Linked DNA regions of Homo sapiens: region 2 is linked to region 1. A link is an interaction called in ENCODE POLR2A ChIA-PET data of the cell type or tissue named here. Cell type or tissue: B cell. All regions are shown on one strand. Each heading gives the region's core, and the rest is flanking DNA. Links, peaks and the distances in the headings are about the cores only. Region 1 overlaps CREM (cAMP responsive element modulator). Region 2 overlaps CUL2 (cullin 2).

What was found. Peaks named below come from ENCODE experiments on the same cell type or tissue, not always from the same donor. Only the 100,000 strongest peaks of a DNase experiment are listed, where the experiment ranks them.
Region 2: POLR2A ChIA-PET joins it to region 1 with 12 read pairs; 3 of 35 experiments call an interaction of 5 or more read pairs at or near these places.

The regions. Positions count from the first base shown.
Region 1 is chr10:35,146,073-35,154,452 of GRCh38, reverse strand. It overlaps CREM (cAMP responsive element modulator), which reads right to left. Exons shown (of 8, transcript NM_183011.2): 3 at 5,962-6,085. Among named protein-coding and RNA genes, the nearest start is that of CREM, 23 kb to the right of the region's middle. RefSeq lists enhancers at 4,528-4,577, 4,998-5,057, 5,218-5,337. In B cell, for the core only: no CTCF peak of the experiment used is centred there; a DNase peak (open chromatin) is centred at 4,782; H3K27ac peaks cover 1,482 bases.
Region 2 is chr10:35,040,958-35,049,337 of GRCh38, reverse strand. CUL2 (cullin 2) reads left to right here. Exons shown (of 21, transcript NM_003591.4): 7 at 4,470-4,566; 8 at 4,662-4,772. Among named protein-coding and RNA genes, the nearest start is that of MIR3611, 35 kb to the left of the region's middle. In B cell, for the core only: no CTCF peak of the experiment used is centred there; no DNase peak of the experiment used is centred there; H3K27ac peaks cover 359 bases.

The sequences.
Region 1 (8,380 bases), core at 100-8,099:
TAAAACACTGACCTTAAACTAGATCTACTTAGCTGAAATTATATGAAATCAACCTAACATAATGCAGATCTCTTTAATATACAAATATGAGGTTGCTAACCTATTAACAAGAGAAAATGTTGCTTGAGGTCTTCTATTTGTTTGCTCATTTTTTGTTTGTTTTGTGATTGCCATCTACATCCTTCCTAGGCCTATGTGGGACCAAGAAGATTTTTGGCATAGCTGGGCAAAACAGAGAAATGCCATTCCAATTTTCCACCAGATTAAAAAAGAAAATTTACAACTCGCACATGACAACATTTCCAAGTATCCCTTGTTAAATCGTTCCTACTTCAATCCCCGATGGCATGCCAGGGCTGCTTTATTCCGAGGGACTCCTTACACATTGTGCACTTAGAATGGAAAAGATAAGAAAGGATAAGATATGAAGCCATCAGAAATTCAGAAGAGTCAGTCACTTTTGGCAAACATCATAGGGTTAACAGAGTTCAGCTTGATTAGGAGAGTATAATCTCTGAACAACATTCCCTAGCGGCTTTCTCTGCCTCCCTAGTGTCTCCTTGTTTCCAAAAATACAGAGGTCCTTGGAGAGGTTAAGTGTTATATCAGAACTAATTCTCTCGAGGCAGTTTGCTGACCTTGACAATCTCCAGAGTTTCCTTCCCCCCTTTTGACTCCTAGCATACTGCTCCTTTCATCTTTCCCTTCTATCTTTGCTGAAACCTTGAGAAGTAGTCATTTATAAAGAAGAGTTATTTAGCTTTCAGAGTCGAGGCCTCCAGGCTTCAGCAGCAGCTATGGAGAATTATACTTCAGAAAGTCAGTTTTAAGGTACATCCTTTCCACTGGCTCCATCTGAATGACCTTACCCACCTAGGTCTTCATGGCAGTGTTACCAATTCCCAAGAGTCTAGGAACAAGAAAAGTTCAAGGTGTCCACTCTACTGCCTTCAGAGTAGATCATACATTTGTGAAATGAATATGGATTGCATATTAATTATACTTAACTAGGTATAATGACATTTTGTTATATAAGAAAATGTCCATAATGTTTTAAGAGTTGTATACCCAGAAGTAAGTAGGAGTAAAATGACATGATGTCTGAGATCTGCTGAGCAGCTTAAAATACTTCAGCGACAAGAAGAAAAAAAGAAGATAGATGAGGCAAGTGCTACAAAATCTTTTTTTTTAATTTTATTGAGACAAGGTCTCGCTATGTCGTCAGGCTGGAGTGCAGTGGTTATTCATAGGCATGATCACAGTGCACTACAGCCTTGAGCTCCTGGGCTCAAGCAATCCACTGGTCTCAGTCTCCCAAGTAGCTGGGACTACAAGGGCATGCCATCACACCTGGCAAAAATTTTTGTTGTATTAATTTATTTTTTATTAAAGAGACAAGCTCTCAAGCTGGTCTTGAACTCCTGGGCTCAGGCAATCCTCTTGCCTCAGCCTCCCAAAGTGCTGGGATTATAGGCATGAGCCACCATGCCTGGTCTAGCAAAATCTTAATAATTACTAACTTTATATATATGTGGAATCATTCTTCTACTCTTATGTATGTTTGAAGTCTTTCACAACAAAAGAAGTTTTAACTTCCCATTACCCATTTAAAAACAATATTATTTCCGGAGGATGTAAGTGTCACTATTTTAAAACTACTTGTATTGTACATACAATATTTTTGCTTTTCACCATTTTGATTTCTGGAAAAGATTTCCTCCTGGCCAGGTTATTTAAAATGGACTCTCCAACTTATTATCAACAGTTTTACCAGAATCCAGCGAGTCTAGTCCTGTATATCAACACACGTACTTAATAAATAAGATACCAGCTTCCATTAAAAATAAATCAGCATAAAAATAATTTAGGCAAGAAGAAAGCCAAGACAACATTTAACTTCCAGTTATTTGCCGTACTAGGATTTGTTGATGGCAACTCCTGCTTCCAACTTTTTGACATTACCACCACCGTGATTTTGTTTTCAAACAGAAGAGAAAGGCTCCATTTATTACTACAAAGTTATAAAACAGAAAAGCAAAACTCCAGTGTCCCCTGGTGTACCTGCACCTCACCTCAATCCATCAGCAGAACAGGGGCCTGACAGCCAAAACCAAGCTCAACAGTTGCTAGGTCTCTGATGATTTTCATAGTATATTCTTGATTAGCAGAAGCTCTGGAAAGGCCAGGACAATCAAAACAACCAGTATCAAATGACCTTAGATGCAAAGAATCAAACCCACTGAACGTTCTGCTTACGCCTTTTGTTCCCACACTGTTTACTGATAATCTGATCATATAAACAAGGAAGGTGAGTGTCAGAAATTCCTCTTTATTCACAACTAAGTTTAAATCTAAAACATATGGAAATTTACAATCCTCAAGTCTGAAGAAAAATGAGACAAGTGGCAAGTAAATATGAAGCCATCAGAAATTCAGAAGAGTCAGTCACTTTTGGCATACATCATAGGGTTAATAGAGTTCAGCTTGATTTCCTACTCCTTGTAAGACATATACTATTGTATGATAGTAACAATACTCATAAACGAACAGCTGCTGGTGTCACAAGAACTTTAATGAGTAATTATGTTCAGAAAATTCTGACTGCTAAGAATTGTCTTCTAATTCTTCAAAAAATCATGATCCATGCATGGCATGGAGGATAATTCTTAGTTAACTAAAATAATCCATAAGTCGGCATACAGATTACTTCTTAATCTCTATATTTCTAGCATGTGAAAGATAAAAACCATAGTTTCAGTTTGATCAAATACTTCAAACAGGCCAGGTGCAGTGGCTCACACCAGTAATCCCAGCACTTCAGGAGATCAAAGCAGGTGGACTGCTTGAGGTCAGGAGTTCAAAACCAGCCTGGCCAACATGGCATAACCCTCTCTACTAAAAACACAAAAATCAGTTGGGCGTGGTGGCACATGCCTGTAATCCCAGCTACTCGGGAGGCTGAGGCATAATAATCATTGGAACCCGGGAGGTGGAGGATGCAGTGAGCAGAGGTTGCAGTGAGCCGAGATTGCACCACTGCATTCCAGCTTGGGTGACATAGTGAGACTCTGTCTCAAAAAAACAAAACGAAACAAAACAAAAACAACAACAAAAAAATACTTCTAACAATATAAAATAGAAAAACAGCAAAACTCCAAGAATTTACTATCCAGATTTAATAACTATCAATATTTATTAGCATACAACATTATTTGAGATTTTTAAAGAAGCATTACAAACGTAAACACAGGCTTTTTCTAGTTCCTTGATTCTGCCTTCTCACAAGTCTCTATAATGTTCCATTTTATTCAAAACATTCCCAAATTTCTCACATCCCAGTTCTCACCCCTTTGTTTCACAAACCCATCTTTCTCTATTAGTTCAAGACAAATTTCTTAAAAGAGTCTATACTTCCAACTTCCACTTCCCCTCCTCTTACTTATTCTATAACCTACTAAAACCTAGTTTCTGTCCACTGGTCTCCTATTCAATTCCAAGCCCTCAGAAACCTAAGACTACTTTTCAGACTCCACATTACTTAACCTGTTGGCAACACTTTCAAGCCCTCAGAAACCTAAGACTACTTTTCAGACTCCACATTACTTAACCTGTTGGCAACACTTTTTTTTTTTGAGACAGGGTCTCACTCTGTCACCCAGGCCGGAGTGAAGTGGCTCCAACTTGGCTCACTGCAACCTCAGCCTCCTGGGTTCAAGTGATTCTCGTGCCTCAGCCTCCCGAGCAGCTGCGACTACAGGCGTGTGCCACCATAACCACCTAGTTTTGTATTTTTAGTAGAGACAGGGTTTCTTCATGTTGGCCAGGCTGGTCTCGGACTCCTGGCCTCAAGCGATCCACCTGCTTTGGCCTCCCAAAGTACTGGGATTACAGATATGAGCCACTGCACCTGGCCACCTGTTGGCAATTTCTGAGTGAGGCTCACAGAGGTGGCTGTCGCCCAGCCTGAAGGTCCTCAGAATTGCAAATTACCATATTTAGATAATGGAAATCTATTGCTGGGACTTCAGCCCCAGAATTCTGGGGCAAAAGGCATCTGTAGAACTTAGTGAGCCGGGACCCACCTAGAAGGAAGTAGAGTCAGAAGGAAGAAAATGTACTTTCAGGCTGGGTACAAGAAGCTCACACCTGTAATTCCAGCACTTTGGGAAGCTGAGGTGCAAGGACTGCTTCAGCACAGGAGTTTGAGACCAGCCTGGGCAATATAGTGAGAACTTGTCTCTACCAAAAAAAAAAGAAAGTGCTTTCAACTACAACTTCAGCAAAGGGCAGAATTACTGACCAGAAACCATAGCTCTAAAGATTCTGGAAAATCCCAAAATCATGAGAAAAAGTATATGCTTTCTATTCTATTCACACAGACAAAAAGACTAAAGGAGCTACACCAAAATGTTAACAATGATTAAATCTCTGGATGTTAAGATTATGGATAGTTTTTATATTCTTCATTTTAATATTTATTTTCTACAATGAACATGCATTTTTTTTAACAAGGGTGTGTGTGTGTGTGTGTGTGTGTGTGTGTGTGTGTGTGTGTGTGTGTGTTTAAGCAAAAGGCCTGGCCTAACCTAAATGCCTGTCTCTCAGTGTAACAAAAGGTGTTGCTAGGGAGATACAGCTCTACAGAATACCGCAGAAAACCTGCAGGGAACGAGTGGGTGTTGGCAGCTTTAAAGAGGAAAGAAAAGCAGGCTGGGTGCACAGGAAAGGAGAGCTCTCACACCAGTCTGGCCTAATATAACCCAAGAAGTGCCTGGTGTTTCCCCTGGGCCTTCCAGTCAACCACCAGGTCCTTTTTATTCTCCCTTTAATGTACCACAAAGGTCTCACCACTGCTCTGTATCTCACGCTACTTTGACTCCACCAGGCACCCTGATGGTGTCTTCAGTTCCGACTCACTGACTTTCAATTCCACCTCCACATGGCTACTAGTGTCAAAACTGAAAATACGGTGGGCACCTGAAAATATTTCAATACTATTTAGAGTACAGTGTACTCTAAACCCTGAAATGTATACGATCCTCTACTTACCTTTACCAGCTGGACTGCCCAGCCCAGACACCTGGCTCCAGTTAAACTCAATACCCATAGTTCCCTGAACATCCCATGCTCTGGCTCTGTGCCTCTGTGCACACTCTTCGCTCTGCCTAGAATATGCTTCCTCACCTTATCAACCTGGCAGACTCCTACTCATCCTTTGTGCCTAGCTCAAAGGAGATATATAAAGCACTCCTAGTCAGCTGGCTGCTCCCTCTTCTGTAGGCCTTATTCATTTTCTACATAGTATCTTACAGCACTTCTTACCCTACTGGAATTATTGCTAAAATATCTGTCTACCCTACCAAACCATGGGATATTTAAGTCCTGAAACTACATATCCACATGCATCCGGAATAATTAGACACAGCAGACATTCAATAAATATTTGATGAACTAACAAATGTGTTTATTTTTACTATATTTTTAATAGATATCTCAGAAATAAATTTTAGGATCTAGAAACAGGTACTAACTGATACTGGTGACCTCTGAATGAAACCAATTCAAAGTTCGAGACCTAACTGAAAAGAAAGTAATGATTAAGACAAATATATACGGGGAAAATGGTAAGATTTCTGTCATCTTAACAGCTAAGGACATCAGAACTGTATCAATTTCGAATTAGCAACCCTCTCAAATCATACTTTGAGGATTACATATTCAGGAAGGGTTTTTGTTTTTCCTTCCATAGTGGTGGTGGCAATGGAGATGGGGCACTGCTGAATGTCTGTTAAAATGCAAGGCTAATTACAACACGTATCTTTTCTTCACAATCAAATAAGCAAGAATGGCTGATAACCAGGGAACATGGAAAATTTAAGATCAATGGCAAGAAAACAGAATCTGCACCTAATTCTCATTTCCATATATTTTGACTTTCAACGGTGCCTGCCTATTGCCTACCTGAGCTAAAGCAGGGATTGAATTTTGGCCAGTCTGAGTCTGCACATGAGCAGACTTGCTCTCTGTCAAAGAAGCTGTTATACTTCCATCATGCTGGGATTCAACTGTTTCCATGGTCATTTGTCTGAAAAGACAATAAAAAGGAAGACAAATTAAGGCCCTATCTTAAGTATTTGGAAATACAGGTTGAACATCCCTAATCCAAAAATCCAAAATCTGAAATGCTCCAAAATCTGAAACTTTCTGAGCATTTACATGATGCCACAAAAGGAAAATTCCACATGTGACCTCATGCTATGGCTCAAAACTTTGTATCCTGTACAAAATCATTAAAAATATTGTATAAAATTACCTTTAGACTATAAGGTGTATATGAAACATAAATGAATCTCGTGTCTAGACCTGGCTCTCATCCCCAAGGTAACTCATATGTATATGCGAATATTCTAAAATCCAAAAAATTCCAAATTCTGAAACAATTCTGGTCCCAAGCATTTCAGATAAGGGATACTCAACCTGTACTGTTTTTACCTAGCTTTCTAATAATCATTTCTGACATCCAATTGTACTATCTGGTTTTTGTTTTCTTCAAGAAACAGGTTCAATAGTAGAGTCCTAACTCTCTCATCTTTTCTTTTCTGCTCACTGAATATGAACATTACCAAGGGAGCACTGCAAAATGTCTCATGAAAACTACCTTATTTTAAAACGTATAAAGTCTTCCTGATCATTACTTTAACCCTGCTGTTTAGCATGAATGGCTGGAAAATTAGGTTTTCTATTTTACATGAAAAGTATAAATATTCTATGATTCTTAAGGCCTAATAAACCTGCTTTATGTTATGAGGTAGTGTGAAGGAATTTCCCCATCGTCTAAATTAAATGTATAATAATACAAAAATGTGTCTTGCTTTGTTATCACTAAGTCGTTTCTGATAAACAAGCCCCAATTATTGAAAAAAGAGGACCTAATTTTTCCAGGAAAAACTTCTGATGTGATTTGAAGTTTGTGTATGAATTCAGTTTAAGTTAGTGATTTCTATATGGACTCTTTTTAGAAGGCAAACTATATTATAATAAATTTTATCCTGTTAAAATATAAACAAAATAAACAAAACTAAAATTTAAAAACCTATAGAGGCCGGGCACGGTGGCTCACGTCTGTAATCCCAGCACTTTGGGAGGCTGAGGCGGGCGGATCACCAGGTCAGGAGATCGAGACCATCCTGGCTAACACGGTGAAACCCCGTCTCTACTAAAAATACGAAAAATTAGCCGGGCGCCACCGTGGTAGGCGCCTGTAGTCCCAGCTACTCGGGAGGCTGAGGCAGGAGAATGGCGTGAACCCAGGAGGCAGAGCTTGCAGTGAGCCGAGATTGCGCCAGTGGACTCCAGCCTGGGCGACAGAGCGAGACTCCGTCTTAAAAAAAAAAAAAAAAAAAAAAAAAAACCCAAAAAACTTATAGAAACTACTCCCTGCTGTTACACATCTTTTCAGCTGTCAATAATACAATGTTTCTTTTTCACCTTAGTCTAACTATACATCCAAAAAGTATATAGACCACTTAGATCTTTGAATTAAAACATCCAAGTTGTTTTTCCAGATTTAATTAGTTACCAGATTCTACAGATCCTTCATCTACTGTCTTTGACTTCCTACTGCCTTTTGCATTCCAGTAGCCGTTACCCAAATCCAATCCTTCCATGCTCAAACCTGTCTGCTATCATCTATACTACAGTTATTTTAATACTTATAACTGACCAGGACAATTTAGAGCAATTATACCAAAATACAAACGTCGAGCCTACCATAGAAAAATGTCTTTCCCTTAATATTGCCTAATCCTTTATCTCTTTTCTTATAACTTCCCAGAGTGGCCTCTCCAATTCTAGGTAATTATAGGTCATCATCACACATGAAGTGTTAATTCCTACTGTTATACTTTTGGTTATGTGAGCAGTTTCCAAAGAAAATACCTCAGGACATTAGTTCTGCAGGTTCTAAAAAGGCATTATCTGGGGAAAAAGGGTAGGGAAAATGCTTTGTCAAAACGTTTTAAAGATTAAAAGGGTTTCTTTCCCACAGAACATCTCAAAAGCTTCAATCTGCTAGTGTGTCTTGAGAAGGGTGAAGGGCACAGGTCCAACAGACAGCATTTTCTAAAAGTATCTGACTACCAAACAAACCCTTTTCCCACAAAGCATGCCCTAGCAGGAGTATTTTGGAAACCACCTGGGAAATGTTGTCTTGTGCTATTTTTTACACCTTTGAAAGGCAAAACCTTTCTTAAGATTCTGCAACAACTTGGGTCTCAACTCAAAAATTATATGCCGAAAGGCCTTCCCCAGTAAACTATATTTCATTCTAGAAACATTCATTTAGCATAGTCTACATGGCAGGCCCTGAAAATACAAAAGC
Region 2 (8,380 bases), core at 89-8,088, 110 kb after region 1:
TTAAATCCTCGTGAGGACCACCTATTGAGGAAGACATTCTTCTAGTTAGTTGGCTACCTCTTAGCCTCAGTGTTATAATCAATAACTTGCCTAATTCTGTGAGATAAATTTATGGGAAAATGGTTTCCCACTCTACCCATGGCTCAGAGTGGTTAACACTTTTTACCCTAGTGCTGTGTGAATACAATTTAGTACAAAGAACATTTTCCTGTGGAGTCTAGAATAGAACATCCTTGGATTAGCTCTGGCTCAAAGACTCTCAGAAGCACTCTGTCAGTCACACAAATATATATCCAGTAAATTCCAGGTTACTGGAACTGATGTTATAGGAATTATCTAGACCAGTGAATTGTAGTGTAATAATGGCCACTCCACCTATATCTGTGCTCATCAAGAAGACCTAAATAAGGAGTTTTTTTTATATGAGGAATACTTTGTCAAAGCCGTGGTATTTAGTATGGGACTCCTGGGAGGAAGTAAGGGATTAAACACACACACCCACCCCTATGCCTCACATAAGAAGATAAGAGAATATTTTTAAATTTTTGATACCCAATAGAAAGTAGGTGGTAACAACTAGTAACTTGATTTTTAAAAATTGTCACTGACCGTTTGAGTGATTCCATTGTTTTTAGAGATAGAGAGCTGGAGAGGAAAGGCAATACTGAAGCAGTAGGGTGTAACCCGTTGTTTTTCTTCCTCTTTTCTTTACAAAACTGTGAACTAAAAGAACACTCCCAACAAAACTTCTAAGTTCTAATATAATTTCTCCTGCTAAAATATACTAACTTTTCTTTTGACTTGGAATTCAAGTATTTAAAAGTATAATGACAATACTGTTATACTTTCTAAATGTACTTTTGTGAAATATCTTTTTTAATATAATTTTGTCCCAACCTAGTAAATTTTTAGTGTGATTGTTAGTTTGCTAAAAATCAATATGATAAAAAATGAAGGAAACAATGTAAGAAAAATAATACAACTAAAGCATATTAGTTCTGGAAAAGATAGATTATCTGGTCTGCTTGTCTTATTTTTGTTGTTATAATCGGCTTCCATTAAAGCATTGTTTCACATGCTTTACTAAGATCTCACTTATTCTTCATGACAGCTCTCTTAGAGTTTTGCATGTTAAAGTTAAGGAAACTAAGGCATATTAATAATAGAAATTAAACATGGGAACTACATACCAAGCATTGTGCTAAAAATTTTACATCCATCTTCCCATTTAATCCTCACAACACTGGAAGGCTAATACTATTAGTGTCACCATTTTACATGCATGACATCCTTGACATGCAAAAGTCAATGGTGGTGATCTGACTCAGATCATTTGACTCCAGCCTCCATCTAATAATAATTCTAGGGATTCACATCTGGGCTAATCTAACTCTGAATTCATTATGCCTGTCCTTTTTTCCTTTTTTTTTTTGAGACAGGATTCCCACTCTGTCTACTAGGCTGGAGTGCGGTGACATGATTTCAGCTCACTGCAGCCTCCGCCTCCTGGGTTCAAGCAATTCTCCTGCCTCAGCCTCCCGAGTAGCTGGGCACCACCACGCCCTGCTAATTTTTGTATTTTTAGTAGAGACCGGTTTTCACCATGTTGGCCAGGTTGGTCTCGAGCTCCTACCTCAAGAGATCCAACTTTCTCGGCCTCCAAAAGTGTGGGGATTACAGGAGTGAGCCACCGCACCCGGCCTTTATGCCTGTATTTTTTTTTTTTTTTTGAGACAGTCTTGCTCTGTTGCCCAGGTTGGAGTGCAATTGCACGATCTTAGCTCATTGCAACTTCTGCCTGCTGGGTTCAAGCGATTCTTCTGCCTCAGCCTCCCGAGTAGCTGGGACTACAGACGCGCACCACCACACCCGGCTATTTTTTTTTTTTTTTAGTGGAGACGGGGTTTCACCGTTTTAGCCAGGATGGTCTCTATCTCCTGACCTCGTGATCCACCCGCCTCGGCCTTCCAAAGTGCTGGGATTACAGGCGTGAGCCACTGCGCCTGGCCCAGAAATCTTTAACCAAATTATTTTTTATTGTAATCTAATGTGTTCACTCACAGAATTGAGGAACTATCATAGAGAATTAAGCAAATATGGAGGTTGAGGTAGGGTTTCTGATGTGAGCCACATCTTTCTTTTACAGTGAATAGAATTCCTGATATTTAAAATTGTTTTCTAGGTGGGAATGTCAGTTAAAGGAAATGAAGAAATTAGTAATTTAGTCAGCATATTATAGAGCTGCTTGTTAGAGCCATCTATCATTTTGTTCTTCTTTATTACCTGGAAAATTTTATCAAGATATGCTTCTTCTCACCTACTGTTTAGTTACCCAATGGTAGAGTTCATATAGGAAAAGCAAAATAACTGTTTGTTTCTTTCCTTTTTAATAACCCAGTTTTTTGTTTTTGTTTTGTTTTGTTTTGTTTTGTTTTGTTTTGTTTTGAGACAGAGTCTCACTCTGTTGCCCAGGCTAGAATGCCGTGGCACGATCTTGGCTCACTGTAACCTCCTCCTCCCAGGTTCAAGCCAATTTTCCTACCTCAGCCTCCTGAGCAGCTGGGATTATAGACATGCGCCACCATGCCCAGCTAATTTTTGTATTTTTAGTAGAGACTGGATTTCACCATGTTGGCCAGGCTGCTCTCTAACTCCCGACCTCAGATGATCTGCCCACCTCAGCCTCCTAAAGTGCTGGGATTACCAGTGTGAGCCACTGCGCCTGGCCAATAACCCAGTTTTTAAGATAATGAGTTGGTTTGCTGTCATCCTTAGGTGACCAGTTAGCTTTTTAAACTTTACCAGGATGAACTCAGACTTAAACTAGAGAGGCCTACCTCACTTTATTAAACTCTTCTCCTAGTGGCGTATATTAGGTTCCTTCCAGTTTTTCCACTAACACCACTCTTGTTTCTGTTGTACACATATGTAGATGTTTGCTTGGGGTCATAGGGTGTGTATACTTAGAGTTTTGCCAGTATGTCCTCCACAGTATCTGTTCTTCCACCATAAGCAGAACATGAGAAAATAGGTAACAGTTCAGATCAGTATCTCACCAGATTGAATGTGGGCTTATGTGAGGTCACGCATGTGACCCAAGCCAAGGAAATGAGCTCACATGTGTGACCTTATTATATGAACTAGTCAGTGATATCAAGATATCAAGATTCTCTATGACTGACAGAATTACTGTAGCCATATTAATTCATGTCCAAAAAATAGTTCTCAGAATATCCAAATAATTAAAGGAAGAATCAAAGAGGACTAGAGGGGTTCAGAGGCAGGGAAGGACTCTAGTATGTAAAGGTAATTGCCTGGATGCTTTTCCTTGATGCTTTTCTTCAATGATAGAAAATTCTTACATCCTATATATAGAGCAACAAGCTCTTACTAGGGAATGATGATAATAAGTTTTCTGTTGCTCTCTTTGTGACATTATTAATGCAAAGAAGAAATTATTTTAAAGTAGGTTGGAAGAGTGTGTAGTGAGGTAAACCATAATGGTTTGATTTGAGCATTGGTACTAGAGTCACAAAATCCCAATTTAGAGCTAGATTATTTTACTGTGGCTTTAAGCAAACTTTTTTTCTATTTTATTTTTATTTTTATTTTTTAATTTTTGAGACAGGGTCTTGCTCTGTCACCCAGGCTGGAGTGCAGTGGTGCAATCGTGGCTCACTGTAGCCTCGACTCCTCCTGGGCTCAAACGATCCTCCCACCTCAGCCTCCAGAGTAGCTGGGACCACAAGCATGTGCCACCATGCACAGCTAAGTTGTTTTTTTTTTTTTTTTGTATGGGGTCTTGCTATGTTGCCCAGGCTAGTCTCAAACTCAGGACTCAAGGGATCATCCCACCTCAGCCTCCAGAGTAGCTGGGACCACAGGTGTGTGCCACCATGCATGGCTAATTTTTTTTTTGAATGAGGTCTCGCTCTATTGCCCAGGCAGCTCACAAATTCAGCACTCAGGGATCCTCCCACCTTGGCCTCCCAAAGTGTTGGGATTACAGGCACGAGCCACGGTGCCTGGTTCTATTTCATATTCCTTTTATTAGAAAAGCTAACATTTCACCTACATGTCTTAATATGATTAAGACTTTGTAGTTTGTAGTGAGTGAAAATCAAGCATTCTTAACCGCCAGTATTAAAGTTTTGAATTGATGGGCTCGTATCTACTTTGTTAAAATTAAAGAAGTGTTATCTTATTACTGACATAGTATCTTGAACTTTACAATCAGTTTTCTTTTTATTTCTTGAAATGACATCTAATGTATACATTAACTATCATGAATATTAACTCAGCTGTGATATAAAAAAAATCATTGTTAAGATTCATGCATGTACCTTTTTATAGTTCTTTACACTTTGATTAGACCAATAGAATAAGGAGCCATATTTTGGCATATTTTGGGTATATTTCCATAGATAATTTGTATTCTCAAGAATATTTTGTGTTATACCTTGTTTTAGTGATCGTGGTGGAGAAGACCCAAACCAGAAAGTAATCCATGGGGTTATTAACTCCTTTGTTCATGTTGAACAGTATAAGAAAAAATTCCCCTTAAAGGTAAACAGCCTCCTTTAAAAACAAATAATCAGACTGTTAATTTCTTAAACTGCTTGTTCTAATTTCTTCTAATATGATGTAATTGATTTATTCAGTTTTATCAGGAAATTTTTGAGTCTCCCTTTCTGACTGAAACAGGAGAGTATTACAAACAAGAAGCTTCAAATTTATTACAAGAATCAAACTGCTCACAGTATATGGAAAAGGTAAGAAATAAAACATATCGAATACATTTATCTATTTTGTATCTGGCCTGGTTTTATTTAACATCGTTCTTAGTTTTCTTGTTTTGTTTCTTGGTGGAAAAATATTCTGTTTATTTAATCTATTTAATCATTAACTCTGAGTTACAGTTATTATATAATATCGATTGATAAGTCATTGCTCTTTACAATACCCTTCCAGTTTTCATCATAATTGATGCTTTTTGATAAATCCTGACTGCTTGGTTTACTTGTCCTTGAAATTAATATATATGCACATTCTTGGCAGAATAATCAGTTTATACTGGATTTCATGCTTAGTGGTTAGTTTAGAGAATAGGATAAGTGCAGAAGCTCTGTGTTGAGGTTTTTTTCTTCCTTTAAAATGAGAGGAAAAATATGAGGAAAATATAGTAATTCTAGACATTTGGATGAGTCACTCTTTTGGTCTGTTAAGTTCTTGAAAGGCTGAGAGACAACCCCACGTGAGGTGTTTTTTTTTTTTTTTTTTTTTTTTGGAGATGTGGTCTTGCTCTGGTGCCCAGACTAGAGTGCAGTGGCTTGATCATGGCTCCCAGGCTCAAGTGGTCCTCCTGTCTCAGCCTACGAAGTAGCTGGGACTACAGGCACACACCACCACGCCCAGCAACTTTTAAAATTTGTTATAGAGATGGGGTCTTGCTGTGTTGCCCAGGCTGGTCTCAGAACTCCTCAACTTGAGCAGTCCTCCTGCCTCAGCCTCCCAAAGCGCTGGGATTTTAGATGTGAGCCATTGCACCCAGCCAAGAAATTTTAATTGATCACTAAACCAGTACATATTGGTTATCATATGTTAAATCCCATGTTTATTTTCTCAGTAGTAGAAGAAAAAAGTGTTCATACAAATTAAACCACCATATGTAAGATATATTAGAACTTCTAGCCAGGTTTTTAAATCTGCAGTGTTGGATTTCAAGCATTTTATTTTGGGATGGTTTGTGTTAGTTTATGTAGCCAAGAAAGGTCGAGTAGTTTAAGTGGGTGAGCTGTCATCCTACATCCCTAGGCCACAAGTCACAAAGCATCCGTGCTTACCGATACACTGTTGTGTCATCCACAAAGCCCAGATCTAGAGGTCTTAGTTGTTTGATTATCTTCCTGCTTTTCTTACTAGTTAGCTCTGTCCCCTGAGCAAATTATCTGGAACTTTTCCCCCATCAATTAAGTTCAGGTTACACTAGATCAGTGGTTCTAAGCTCTTAGCCCTTATTGCACCTTAGACTTTTGTTGAAGCCTCTAGATCCAGCCCCAAGAATCACACACAGATTATCTGTGATACATGCACTTTGCTCTGTCTGGCTGTCAAAAATATGCCACTGGCAAGTGGTGGCAGTAGCCCAGATGTCTGTTAGAAGTTGAAAGAATAAGCAAAATGTGATACATATGTGCATTGGAATATTATTCATCGTGTGTAGTGAAAAACTCTCTCAAACCATGTTTTTCCTCTACTCTCACACCACAGCAACAATCATCAGCACAGAAGGCTTCTGTAAACAAAGGTGTGGCTCTCTTCTCCCACACACCAAGCAGCAGACACCAGCTAGGTGTCCTCCAGTTCAACTCTAACACCATCTACTTGAGATAGTGGCTAATCCCACAGTTTGGGGACTGAGTCTCCAAGACTGCCCTGCACACCCCCAGACACCAGTCACAAGTCTGGGCCTCCGGACTACTGACCGACTGGCTTTCAAGTTGAAGTCCTACAGTACACTGTTTGGGTTCCATTAATTTGCTAGAGCAGCTCACAGAACTTAGGGAAACACTCACTTAATGTTTACTAGTTCATTAAGAAGGATATTTTAGAGGATACAAATAAACAACCACTTGAGGAGACACATAAGGGAAGGTCTGAAATCACCATGAGTGCAGGAGCTTCTATCCCTGTGGAACCCAGTCTTCTTGGATTTTTGTGGAAGCTTCATGATGTCAGTAGTCTTTCCCCCAGCGTACAGGGTGGGGCTTTCTCTGGGGAGGGTCTTATGACCCACAGTCAGAAAGGTAGGGCAAGATTAGAGTCCTGCCTTGAGGCAGGTGAAAGGAGAGTAGGAGAGAAATTCTGTTTCCTGAGACCTAACACACTCAACATTATAACTAAAGACTGTAACTAGGGCTAAGGGAGTTATGAACCAGGAACCACAGATGAAAACCAATGTACTTACATATCACAACACCACACAGTCTTTAAAAAGAATTGAAGTTATACATGATACAACATGGATGAACCATGAAAATGTTATGCTAAGTGGAAAAAGACAGACACAAAAGGGCAAATATTCTGTGGTTCAATTTATAGGAAATATCTAGAACAGACAAATTCAAAAGGACAGAAGATAGATTAGAGGTTATCAGGGGAGGAGGATGTGAGGAGTTGTTACTTAATGGTTATAAAGTTTCTGATGGGGTAATGAAAAATATTTGGAAGTAGACAATGGGGGTGATTACACAACATAGTGAGCGTTATTTAATGCCACTGAATTGCCCACATAAAAATGGCTAATGTAAATTTTATTATCTATGTTTTTACCACAATTTAAAAACATTGATAATGTAATATACCAAAACCATTGAATTGCACACTTTAAATGGGTGAATTATTTAATATGTAAATTACATCTCAAGGTGTTAAAAGGGAAGGAGGGACATTGGAATAAATTATGTTTGGAAAAGAATGTTTATTAGAAAAGCTTATTTCAGGCTGGGCACGGTGGCTCAGACCTGTAATTGCAGCACTTTGGGAGGCTGAGGCGGGCAGATTACGCAAGTCCAGGAGTTCAGGACAAGCCTGGGCAACGTGGCAAAACCCCATCTCTACAAAAAATTAAAAAACTAGCCACACATGGTGGTGTAGTCGTCTGGTCATAGCTCTTGGGACGCTGAGGTGGGAAGATCACTTGAGCCTGAGAGGCGGAAGTTGCAGTGAGCCGAGATTGCACCACTGCCCTCCTGCCTGGGCCAGAGAGCGAGATCCTGTCTGACAAAAGAAAGAAAAAGAAAAGCTCATTTCAGGAAATAATGTTGGACCATATTAGCTTCAAGGGCAAAACCCTGGGCTTTGCTCTCCATTTAGTTAATTGGGGAATGAGTCAGTACAGCCTTCCTGCCTCCTTGCTGCGTTCCTCTTATAGCTTTGGCCTTTCTTTCCCCCAGGGGTTTTACAGCTGTTTGAAGCCCTGCACTGGGGCAGTCCAACCTTCTCTACATTTCTCTTGATATGCGCCTCTCTCTCCCAAGTTATCATTGTTTTATTTTTTCCTTCTTCCATCCTCCTTCACCTCTCTCAGACCCACTGTAATTCCTGTTGCATTAACTTGGCAAGCAGATTAAAGTCACTATAGTATGCTCTGAATGACTAATAGACTTAATCCTTTTTGTTATAAAAATAGCCCTTAAAGGATTTATTGTTAATCAAAGTGCCTTTCTTAGCTGATGTAATATGTGGTGAACACTTTTGTCCTCTAGACCAGGGGTCCCTGACCCTCAGGCTGAGGACCAGTACTGACCTGTGGCCTGTTAGGAACTGGGGAGGACCAGTACTGACCTGTGGCCTGTTAGGAGGAACCGGGCTGCACAGC